Regions from separate parts of the Homo sapiens genome. Here region 1 is linked to region 2. Evidence: chromatin contacts called from ENCODE Hi-C or POLR2A ChIA-PET data. All regions are on one chromosome and are shown on one strand. Each heading gives the region's core, a stretch centred on a gene start or an enhancer-like site at or near the end of the contact. The rest is flanking DNA. Distances are from core to core; before and after follow the strand shown. Region 1 overlaps KDM6A (lysine demethylase 6A). Region 2 overlaps KDM6A (lysine demethylase 6A).

Region 1 (5,924 bases), core at 259-2,758, 96 kb before region 2:
ACAAAGACCAGCTGGGCACAGTGGCTCACGCCTGTAATCCCAGCACTTTGGGAGGCAGAGGCAGGTGGAACACTTGAGGTTGGGAGTTCAAGACCAGCCTGACCAACATGGAGAAACCCCGTCTCTACTAAAAAATACAAAATTAGCCAGGTGTGGTGCTGCATGCCTGTAATCCCACCCAGCTACTTGGGAGGCTTGAGGCAGGAGAATCGCTTGAACCTGGGAGGCAGAGCGTGCGGTAAGTTGAAATCGCGCCATTGCACTCCAGCCTGGGCAACAAGAGCGAAACTGTCTTAAAAAAAGACAAGAAAAGACAAGAAAAGACAAGAAAAGACAAGAAAAGAAAAGAAAACACAGACCAAAAGGTATTTTTAACACTCAAACTCTTTAAAGAAAAATGACTATAGTGTAATTTATAGTAAAGTTCTAGTGTCACAATTAAAGCGATAAATTTAAATTAATTGAAATTTCTTCTCCATACTCCATTGCTCCTACCCCACATCCCTCCCAAGCAGCAAACTTATATATAAATAAAATTTAATTTCACCTCAATCATTCGTCAGTGACAAACATTTAACGGTAGACCCAGGATACCTTCTAATAAAATAATCTGAACAACAGAAAAGATAATCACACTTTTACATAACAATAAATAAGACATATAAGTACTAGCAACTGCAGGAAGAGGTTTATATGGCTATAAATAAGAATTGTTTTGAACTTTAAAATGTAAAAGCTATATTAAATGGTCAATGTAGCCAAACTAGAACTAATGTTTATAATTTCTATTTATAGAATGGTTATTTTCTATATATCATGACAATCTACAACCAAAAAAAGATCTTTTTAAAATCTACTATATGTCTGCTCAAACTTAACATTTAATGTATCAGAAAATATTACAGAATTATTTGTTTGTTCCAGTTATGTTAACTAAATTTCATTCAAGATTTAGTCACTTATAGAGGACAACAACTACAAGTAAATGAGAAAAATTATATATGTGTCATATACAATGAAAAGGCCAGTAAGAATCTATATGTCCTCCAAATATCAGAGAAAGATGATGCTGCCTGATCCTTTGATTCTTCTTTTGTGGGACAGAGGAGGTTCATTTCTTCATAAATTTCTGAGGCCCTGCCCTTCCTAGACTAGCAGAATATGTCTGGCTCCTTCCAGAATGGCTGACAGTCTGTCATGTCTCTCCACTGCCCATTGCCCCTGACCTCTTCCTTCCTCTTCTGCCTGCTTTATAACCTCTTCTAGATTCAAACAGTCCAGTTTTCTCAATTGTAAGCAAAGACTAGCCTTGATAAGTGATGGGGTCCATTCCTAGCCTAACATTTAATAGGCTCTGATAAAAAAAAAAAAAAAACCCATAGGGTTTTCCAGCCTTGCTGTATTTGGCCAAATATGATTTAACCCATTCTCTTGTTTAAATCCCCAGAGCGAAGTCAATCACACTGAAGCTGACAACCTAGTAACCAGTAGAGGGCAGTAACAGCACAATCAGACACACCCACTCAAAATAAGCAATTTACAGGAATACTTCTCACATCTGATTTGACTACAACATCTAAGCAAAATAAAGCTTCTGTCAAACTCTTAGATGAATGACTACACCATCTTTTGCTTACTTCCCATATCTTAAACGGTCCAAATTTCAGCATTCTGATCATGCCAGTAAGTCAAACATTTTCACTTTGATGAACTTTCCCACACTAACCTGCATGCCTTCAGAACTTCTGCTGAGCTGGGGTATATGGACACAGACATTGATGGTATGATCTGTGGACTAGGTTTGTGGTTAACCAGAAGCAGATCTGTTTTCATGGGGCTCTGAGATTCTTCCATCCCTTCTCCATTAATTGTGTGTAGCCCACTGTGAGGGCTGTTAAGGCTGGTAACACTGTTTGTGGTTGTCTGCTCAGTGGATTTTGGAGAAGGTGTTGCTGTTGAAATGGCTGAAGATGGTGAAGAGGCAACAGAGTTATCAGTCTTTGTATGAACAGCTGGGTGGATGTTATTGACTTTGTCACAGGTTCCAGTACCCACATTGTTATTGGCTTTTCCCATCAACAAGGCAGAGAGCTGAGGATTGTCTGAACTTAGTAAACCTGGTGACTTAGAATCTCCATGGCTAGGACTGCAAACAGCATCTGCCGTCATCTGATGGACATGATTAGGAAGTCCCTCGACACTGGCAGTGCTGTTAGGTGTCTCTCCAGTGTGCCTGCTTGTTTCAGGCACCGTCAATATGTTTCCTGAAGGCTTGCTCTCTTTGGTTAAGGTAATGCCTTGTTGTCCACCTGAGGTAGCAGTGTGAGAGGAGAGGTGATTGAGAGCAGCCCCCTGTGTTACTGAATTGCTAGGCAGGGTGGGATGTCCGTTCTGATTCTGAATACCAGAGCCAGCTGCCTGGAGATGCTGGGAAGGCCCAGTGGAAGAGAGAGGTCGTTCACCATTAGGACCTGCCGAATGTGAACTCTGACCTTTGTGAAGCCCCTAAAAAGAAAGAAAAATAGTTTAAATCTAATATTAAGCAAACTCAGAATATACAGAATTTAAAATATTAAAGAGAAAAGCCACTAAAAATAAATATCTAACTGTATAAGATAATTTGACCCAAGTCCTAAAGTTATCAAAAAGTACCTGCAACTTAGCTAATCAGTATTTAACATCTTTAGAGAAATTTTTCTTCCTTGCTATCTAAAATGACTCCATTATTAGTGTAGAATAAACTACTTCAGATGAAGCATTACAAATTTTAAGTTCCAATATACATATTTTCATCTCTAAAATCAGACATGGATAGACATATATCATCATTAATAATTAAAAGCTATGACCATGGATCAACATAAACCAACTCTCACTGGTCTGTGATCTGTTAAAAGATTAATATAGAAAGTGAGTTCATTAAGCCTTTAAAATTATCATTAAAATATAATCTTCTGTAATTCAAATCCTATTGTTAAAGTAGCTATCCTCAAAATTAAGGGCAGAACTATTAAATCTATGAAAATATTTCAAAAAATACCTAAAGTTTCCCCATCTATCCATCCACACATATTTAGAAGACTAGATAGGCTTGGTGCAGTGGCTTATGTCTGTAATCCCAGCACTCTGGAAGGCCGAGGCAGGAGGATCGTTTGAGGCCAGGAGTTCGAGACCAGGCTGGGCAACACAATGAGACTCCGTCTCCACAAAAGAAAAAGAGAGAGAGAAAGGGAAAGGGAAAGGGAAAGGGAAAGGGAAAGAGAAAGAGAAAGAGAAAGAGAAAGAGAAAGAGAAAGAAGAGAGAGGAGAGAGGAGGGAGAGAGGGGAGAGAGGGAAGGAAAGCAGGCAGACAAGCTAGGTGTGTTGACAAGTGTGCCTGTAGTCCAGCTACACAGGAGGCCAAGGTGGGAGGATCTCTTGAGCCCAGGAGTTTGAGCCAGCAGTGAGCTAAGATGGTGCCACTGTACTCCAGCCTGGGTGACAGAGCAGAACCTTGTGTCTCTCTTTTTTTTTTTTTTTTTTAAAAAAAAAGGGGAGAAAAAGACATTTTAAGTCTCCACTAATGACTTTGAGATAAACTTTATTTTTCATCACCTGAATTTGAAAACTTAGAAAAATACACTGCTACTGTTAAAGCAATCTGAGGGGGCAGTATACTAACAGTTAATAGAAGTTTTAAGACTAGAGGAAGATCACTTAGGGCATTTAATAGAATGAAAATATGATAACTGGAACTAATTTTTACCTGAAATTTGCCTCTGGTGTCACAGAGAAACTTCTTTAAGAAGAATATTTTCATTTCATTTTACTTACAAAATAATTAAATAGGACAGCCAATTTTTCAGCAACACTGATTAAAGTAACATTGGAATCATAAAACGAGTTTACATTTGGAGTTGAGATTACTTCAGCAACAAGGTTAGAGCATTTTGTCAGTAATAAGCTATAAAAGAATAAAACTATAGCTGATAACAAGATATTTATATACTAAAAGGTGCATTTAATCATCTAGTTAAAGTCAGCTAGCATGCCCCTAAAATCAGTTTCTGAAGCTGAAAATTTTAAACTAATGTTTTTACTCAATAGGCTTATCTACCTAAAACACTAGATATATTAAAAGTTGATACACATTGGCCAGGCGCAGTGGCTCACACCTGGAATCCCAGCACATTGGGAGGCCAAGGCAGGCAGATCACCTAAGGTCAGAAGTTCAAGACCAGCCTGGTCAACATGGTGAAGCCCTGTCTCTATTAAAATACAAAAATTAGCCGGGCATGGTGGTGGGCACCTGTAATCCCAGCTACTCGGGAGGCTGAGGCAGGAGAATCACTTGAACCTAGGAGGCGGAGGTTGCAGTGAGCCAAGATCGCACCACTGCACTCCAGGCTTGGCGACAGAGCCAGGCTCCATCTCAAAAAAAAAAAAAAAAACAAAAAAAAGATACACACCAGTGAGTGTGTAAAGGAGTGCAATTAGTTGTAAATGATTTAATAAGTAACAAAGTTCAATCATAATAAAGGAAGGTTGAAATTTGTAAGTTACATGAAAATTTCTCATAAAGCAAAAACACTGCATATTATAATCATATCAATATTTAAAATATTATCCAAGAAAGTCTGGGTAGGTGAGTTAAAATTTCATCAAATGTAAAATATTTAATTCAGAGGCCAATTATTTAACAAATACACTGATTACAATATGCAGAAATGTGACAAAGTAACTATTTTATTACATCTTCTCTATCTGCAAATCAAGGTATTTTAAGCTACAAATTCTTTAGAGTACTTGCTGAATAATCACCTACAATTAATATAATTTTACTTTCATATCTTAAATTATACCCTTGCTACCAAAAGCAATCTGAATAAACCCATTCCACACTGTAATGTAAATTCCTCCCTTGATCAAAAACTAAAAGGTAGATATACCATATAGGTCTACCAGTTGTCTAGTTTTCATTACAATTTCAAAAATTATTCAAATAGGTTTGTATAAGACAAGTTACCAAAAAGGCCTCTTTAGAGTCTATGATATTAATACCATATATCAACAGCAGAGACAGAGGCTTCCCAGCTGTAGTGATATGCAGAAACTTCATTTGGGAAACTTTTGACCTGGAATCAGTTCAACATCATTTTCTAAACAACTCTCTCAACCTCATTACTTAAATTGTAAAGTTCCTACAGATAATGGCTTTGAAGGGCGTGTGAAGCAAAGGCTGGGGGCTCCCTGCTACTTAGTATGGTAAATTACAGAAGCCTCGTGGCCTGCCAACTGAGGAGTTCCTTTTTATTAGAATTACGAATTACGTTTTTAAAGAATCCCACATTTCCAAAACAGGGTTAAGAGAGTATTGAAAACTTCAGCAACTAAGTGAGCCAAAGAAGTAGATGTGAGAGAAAAGAAAATAGAACTATGCTTTACAATCATAACAAAGGCTTTCACTTATTAACTGCCAGTTATACCTTAGAACTATGATAGGCATTTTAACAAAAATCTCGTGTTATCCTTTTAACAACTGTTTAATGCTTAAAGACAATGAACCCCCAAAATCCCATCCTCTCACCCATTCTAACAATTCCCCTTTCTCCTTTGCCATTTTCTCCCTCTCTACTGAATCTTTCCCATTGACTTTTACTGTTATTTCTCTCATTTTAAATTTAAAACAACAACAAGACAACAACTCCTAATCCCATTTTCCCTGTCAGCTACACCCGGTTGTTGTTCTCTTTTATGCCACGGTATATGGAAATGGAAGCCTTGGCACTGTGCAGTGTGTAGCCCAAACAACTGTAAGCATGTGTGCTGGAACTGTCTATACTTGCTACTTCAGTTTTTCTCTGCCGATTTTATATTATCTTGAAGCGAACTACAATTAGGCTTTTGCACCCCAACAATCCACTGAAATTGCCCTTATCCAATGG
Region 2 (5,702 bases), core at 356-2,855:
CAGAAAGTAGACTGGTGGTTGCCAGGGCTGGGGATATATGTGAGGTTTCATTCCAGGGAGATAAATAAGACTGTGATGATGGCTGTGATGCAGGATTTTTTGCCCCTTAGCTCAGCTAATCTGGATTTTTGTCTCACAACTAGGAAGAATTAGGCATGCAGCCACATTGAAGGGTGAGGAAGACAAAATTTATTAAGCAAAAGGAAAGCTATCAGCAAAGAAAGGGGGTCCTGCCAGCAGGTTTCCACCTCACAAACTGAATACCAGGGCCCCAGCACACAGTTGAAGAGGCCAGGATCCTCCCCTGTATAAGGCTCAAATTATTGGTGGCTCCACCCCATTCCCCCAGTGCATGTGTACCTCCAGTCCACTGCAGGCATGCCCAGGCAAGCCCCCTGTGCAGGTTCCCTTATCTGCACAAAACATCTGGTGTAAACACCTGTGGGCTGGGTGGATCAGTGATTCTCCAGGGACCCTTCCCTATCTGTCTAGACCTTTGTCTGCCTCCTGCCTCTATCAGCTGCACAGCTCTGAAAATTTACTAAAAATCACTGATTTGTATAGTTAAAACAGCTGAATTTTATAGCATGTGAATTACAGCATGTGAATAAAGCTATAATTTTATAGCATGTGAATTAAGCTATAATTTTATAGCATGTGATAAAGCTTTTAAAAAAAAGCCAGAGATTAGAGAAGATATTTTCAAAAGACTTAAAAAAGAAAAAATATATATACATATATGTCTAAAACCTCTACACGGTGTTCTCAAAATCTCTGCATAGGCTGACTGTTGAAGGGCTTTTCCAGACAAAGCCAGTCTATATAAGACTGGAATAAGTACCTACTTCAAAAAGAAAGACAAATTAACCAATAGAAAAATAAAATCCACAAAAAATCTGAAACAGCAATTCAGATTTAAAAAAAAAAACTCACTGCTCAATAAACTTAAAAGTAAACATGATGTAAAAGATCATGCTTAATCACTGCTTAAATTAAGATAAGAAAGTGGATGATTAATTGTTTCACTGCTATGCACAGTCTTTCATTTAGGTAGGTCTTCTAAAAAATAGGTTCAGCTCTCCTCAAAGCTCCAATTATAAACAGAGTACACCAAGAAAGAGTTTATCATAACTTTCCCATTACACCTTCCCATTTTAGCCTGATATACACGTCTTCAGCCTTCTTTTACTCCCAGGTACCAACTTTAGAAAAGAAAACCAAGGAATCATTTTGTTATTGTTATTTGTTTAGTTTTGCTTGATTTTTACTTATCACACTTCTATTACATTTGACCAGTAAAATGTGTCAGAGGACTCTAATTCTTAATAAAATACAAGGAGAGTCATACAAGACAGCACAAACATAAATACTCTCAACCCTTTTCCAATACCTTTCCCCTAGAAGCAATATTTTAAGTAATTAACAAAAAAAAGCAAGAGCTCAATTAATTTTGAGTATAATTGGCAATAATCTGCCCAAAACACAAACATGAAATCAGCATGCAAATGTACACTAACCTTCCAGTAGTCAGACTGTAAACTGTAGTACCTCTGGTATGCAGATAATGCTGAAAGGAAAATAATTATGAGTCATAATTATGTCTCACTTTAAAGTCAATAATACACTTAACAAACACGGTAACAAGATTCCCACCACACCCACCTCCCAGTAGATAGTGATATTTCAGACCAAACAACTTAAAATTCTGGGCCCCCCTCAGTTCAGAAACGTAAAACCATGGTCAAATCTCAGATCTGCACTTGAACAGCATCTAGGCTAACCCCTTAGATCAACTCGACCTTCCTCAAAGATCAAAACTCGTGGAGGATTAAGAGAGTTAGATATAAAAAGAAGCCCATAAGACTACTAGATGAAAACATGGGGGCATAATATTTTTCTGATCAGCTAGAAAAGGATTTTTTTAATTTGTGGTTTACAATTCACAAGCTAAGATATGGAAGACCAGGATAAAAACTATTTGAGAAGCAATTGGCTCCCTCAACTCTCTCACTCAACACTTGATGTTGTTCAGGCAATCTGACCAAAAAATGCAGAGATTCTCCAACAAAAGGCCATGGATATCATATTCAGAGATCCGCAATCCCATGTTCAGAGCCTCCAGTTCTCAATTATTCCAATTATGAAATATGGACAGCTAAGAATTATCAGACATCTAAAGAAAGCCTCTAACCAAGAAGAAACTAACACAAAAGAAAAAAAGACAACCTAAAAGAAAAAATAATGACTACTATGCAGGGGAAAATATACTTCAAAAAATTCTTACTAGTCTTAGGTAAGGGAAAATATTGTTTTCATTGAGGGGGATGAAAAGGGGGTGTGTGCAGGAGAACAAACAGGATGCTCTAAAAAAAATTAAATTCGGTAGATTAAAGTACGATAGCAGAAATAAATAATTCAATAAAAAGATTAAAATTAAATTTGAAGAAATCTCTCAAAAAATAAACAAAAAGGACAAAAACAGAAAATTAGAAAAACTGTGCCCCGGAGGTCTAACATATCAATAATAGAGCCCCAAAAAGAAAGAATAAAAGGAAAAAAGAAAATTCAGGAAATAATTCCAAAAATATTCCCAGAAAAGAAGGCTATGACTTGGTAGTTTGAAGGGTCCTACAACAGATATGTAATTCTAGAAATAAGGCAACAGAACAATGTTTTCAAAATTCTGAAGGAAAATTATTTCCAACCTAAAATTATATATCCAGTCAAGCGATCTATTAGGAGGCTAGAATAAAGGTATTTTCTGATACGCAAAGTCTCCAAAGAAAATTATCTCCCAAATAACTTTCCTGAAGAAAAATCTGACAAATATGCTCCCCTTAAAGGAGAGTATATACAAGAAAGAAGAAGATATGGTTTATTGAAAGCAGGAGACACAACAGAGACAAGAGGCCATGGGAATACCCAAGATGAAGAAAAAGGGTGATCCCAGGACAGCAGCTATGCCCCAGATCCAAGTCACTGAGGCTTATCATTAAAATTCTGCTGCTCTTGTAACCTCTTCTCAACCTGAGGACCAAATACCCAGATAAACCTGGCCCAGATTCTTAACTGGGCTTGGCTTTTTTTTGACCATGTTCTGATAAAGTTTCTATTCTCCCCTCTATATTCTACAAAATAGATGATGTGAAGGCTCCCAGAAGTGTTAAGTGTTCTGCTTTGATTTACTTTTTTTTTTTTGAGATGGGGTCTCACTCTGTTGCCCAGGCTGGAATGCAGTGGGGTGATCTTGGCTCACTGCAATCTCCGCCTCCCAGGTTCAAGTGATTCTCCTGCCTCAGCCTCCTGAGTAGCTGGGATTACAGGCGCGTGCCACCATGCCCAGCTAATTTTTGTATTTTTAGTAGAGGCGGGGTTTCACCATTTTGGCCAGGCTGGTCTCGAACTCCCGACCTCAAGTGATCCACCTGCCTTGGCATCCCAAAGTGTGGGATTACAGGTGTGAGCCACCATGACCGGCCTGATTTGATTTACTTCTGAATAACCCACTCTCTCTGTTCATATTCCTGACCAGATTTTCCTGGTTCATATTGGTCATGTCATATGTCCTAATTATGGGTATTATGTTTGCCAAGAGTCACACATGCCCCAGCACACTGCCTTCCCCAAAAGTGGCTCTTGTAAACTATTGAGGAACCAGAAGCCACATTATAACGCTAAAATCTCTTCTTTAGTTTTACTTCTCCCAAGAGCCTCCTCTAAATAGTGACAATATGGCCCCTTCCTTACATAGCTATGTTCGTGCCTGCTATTCAGCTTTCCAAAGATAAACGGTATCTTGTTCAGGGATACTTTTATCAGTGGATTAAAAAAAAAAGAAAGAAAGGCAAGAGAACACTGAACATCACAGCCAGGCATGGGTTACACCTACAGAGGAAGGGAGGAGGATGCAACTGGAGAGAACACAGGCTTGTGGTAGCAGTATCATTCTATTTCTTAACTTGTAGAGTAGGTAGACAGGTGTCAATTTTAATAGTCTTTAAACCATATATAGGTTTTTAGACATTCTACTTAAGTATAATATGCTGCTCAATTTAAGGATCAGAAACTAGCAAAAAACATTTTACAACACACTGCATGTTACCCTTCACTAGTGACCAAGTTGTTTCTTCAACAAAGCAGTAAATAAAACATTATCTTCTGACTATATGTTAGGGACAAACCGCCCCAAAAAAGCTTCTTGGTATTGCCAACACTCCCCCCAAACCCCTGCGTACTGCCCACCCCTTGCCTTAACGCCCTGCAACCCTTCTCTGTGCCGTTCACCCTTCCCCCAGCCTCTTTACTTTTCTAAGCTCTTATCCAGGCGCCCCAGTGGAGCCAGCAGACTTCACTTATCAGACCTTGCTGCGATAAGCAAACCCCAATTACAAACCATCCAGACTGCACAGGGGAGGTCGTGGGAAGCATAAACAAACTTTACCTAAACCCTCCTGTAAGTTCCTTCATCTGGCTGCTACCATAAATGTCACAAGGTTATATATGGCAAAGTTAACCAACAAACGACCCCAGGGTCTCTCTCCCCCATATAAACCCCTCATTTTGTAAGCTCAGGGCTGCCTCCTCTGTCTGTGGTGGAGCAGCCAGCAGGTTCAATAAACTTACTCGCCTGACTTTGGGTCTATTTTTCCTTTCTCTCGGCTGACCTTACAATATATGAGATGCTGAATAAAAGAAGATTTACCAAAAATGGAAGTTAATGTTTTCTGAAACTCTATATGAAATGTTTTCATTTTACTGTAAATTGCCAAAATATATATAAAATCATATAAAGAACATTCTGAATATGTTCAAATTACAGAAACATTACCCAAAAACATCATCACATATCTGAAAAAATAACTTTTACATATGAATAATGCTCATCTTTTTTGCATAAAGATGATGCCAACCAACCTATCACTGGAAGGACGTTAGACTATGAGAAATTTTTCCAGTTGTGGTGAAGAACTGGTTTTAAGCCATCTCCCATTTCCTAGTTCTTCATGCATGAGGGTAGCTAGTTTATAAAGGTCATTAATTAATGGTCTTCTAAAAAGAAAAGCAAACCAAATTTATCAAACCAGCTGTAGAAAAAAAATAGTCAAGCAAGAGTTTGTGTAGTCAATGGTGTGGCTGATTTTCTCACATTCATTTCTAACCACACTCTCAATCCCCGTTATTGATTTGAAAAGGTTATCAGTTTCCTGGCAATCTCGGTGATTGTTTTAGTCCAGAAATGGGCACATGAGCTCAGGTGGCCCAATCACCACTGATTTATAGATGACAGACATGAAAAAGGTTCTCTGTCTACTAATGGATGTGAACAAGGAAGCATATATTACCAACTGCCACCACGAGGGAACTATCTTGGGATGAAGCCCACAGCACAGAAGAAACAGACTGAAAAGTAACTGGATCCTTCTAGACTTCAAACCATGCCTGGAGAAAAATCCACCTATGAACTTCCTATTATGTGAGGTAATAAATGTCCTTATTGTTTAAGCTAGAATCAGGTATTTAATACTTGTACCTAAAAACATGCTGAAAACAGAAGACTTGGTCCCTGACAATTTTGTGCAGTCACCATATCAAACCTGGAGATTGCCCTTGTAATGATATTACAGAATTTCCACAAATTTGGAGGGCATACTTTCAATAATTTGATTAATTATATATATCATCTGGCTTCATAAAATTCTCTT

What was found. Hi-C counts contacts between places; a loop is a spot of excess contacts on that map. ChIA-PET counts read pairs that join two places held with the same protein, here RNA polymerase II (POLR2A). Pooled maps may share reads with other maps.
Region 1: a loop to region 2 is called in a map of PC-3, with 2.3 times the contacts of the local background. The contact joins two enhancer-like sites. A Hi-C loop is called at or near these places in 3 of 168 maps with a recorded cell type or tissue (PC-3, Right ventricle myocardium inferior and heart right ventricle) and 1 of 50 pooled maps. POLR2A ChIA-PET finds 5 or more read pairs at or near these places in 2 of 52 experiments (HEK293 and PC-3).

The regions. Positions count from the first base shown.
Region 1 is chrX:45,066,160-45,072,083 of GRCh38, reverse strand. KDM6A (lysine demethylase 6A) reads right to left here. Exons shown (of 30, transcript NM_001291415.2): 18 at 1,727-2,505. Among named protein-coding and RNA genes, the nearest start is that of DIPK2B, 130 kb to the left of the region's middle. Within about 2 kb of position 1,508, at least 3 of the 41 ENCODE cell types and tissues checked have a DNase peak (open chromatin) inside an H3K27ac peak, as active enhancers do.
Region 2 is chrX:44,970,531-44,976,232 of GRCh38, reverse strand. It overlaps KDM6A (lysine demethylase 6A), which reads right to left. Exons shown (of 30, transcript NM_001291415.2): 4 at 1,518-1,567. Among named protein-coding and RNA genes, the nearest start is that of KDM6A, 100 kb to the right of the region's middle. RefSeq lists enhancers at 1-981, 4,235-4,529. Within about 2 kb of position 1,605, at least 6 of the 41 ENCODE cell types and tissues checked have a DNase peak (open chromatin) inside an H3K27ac peak, as active enhancers do.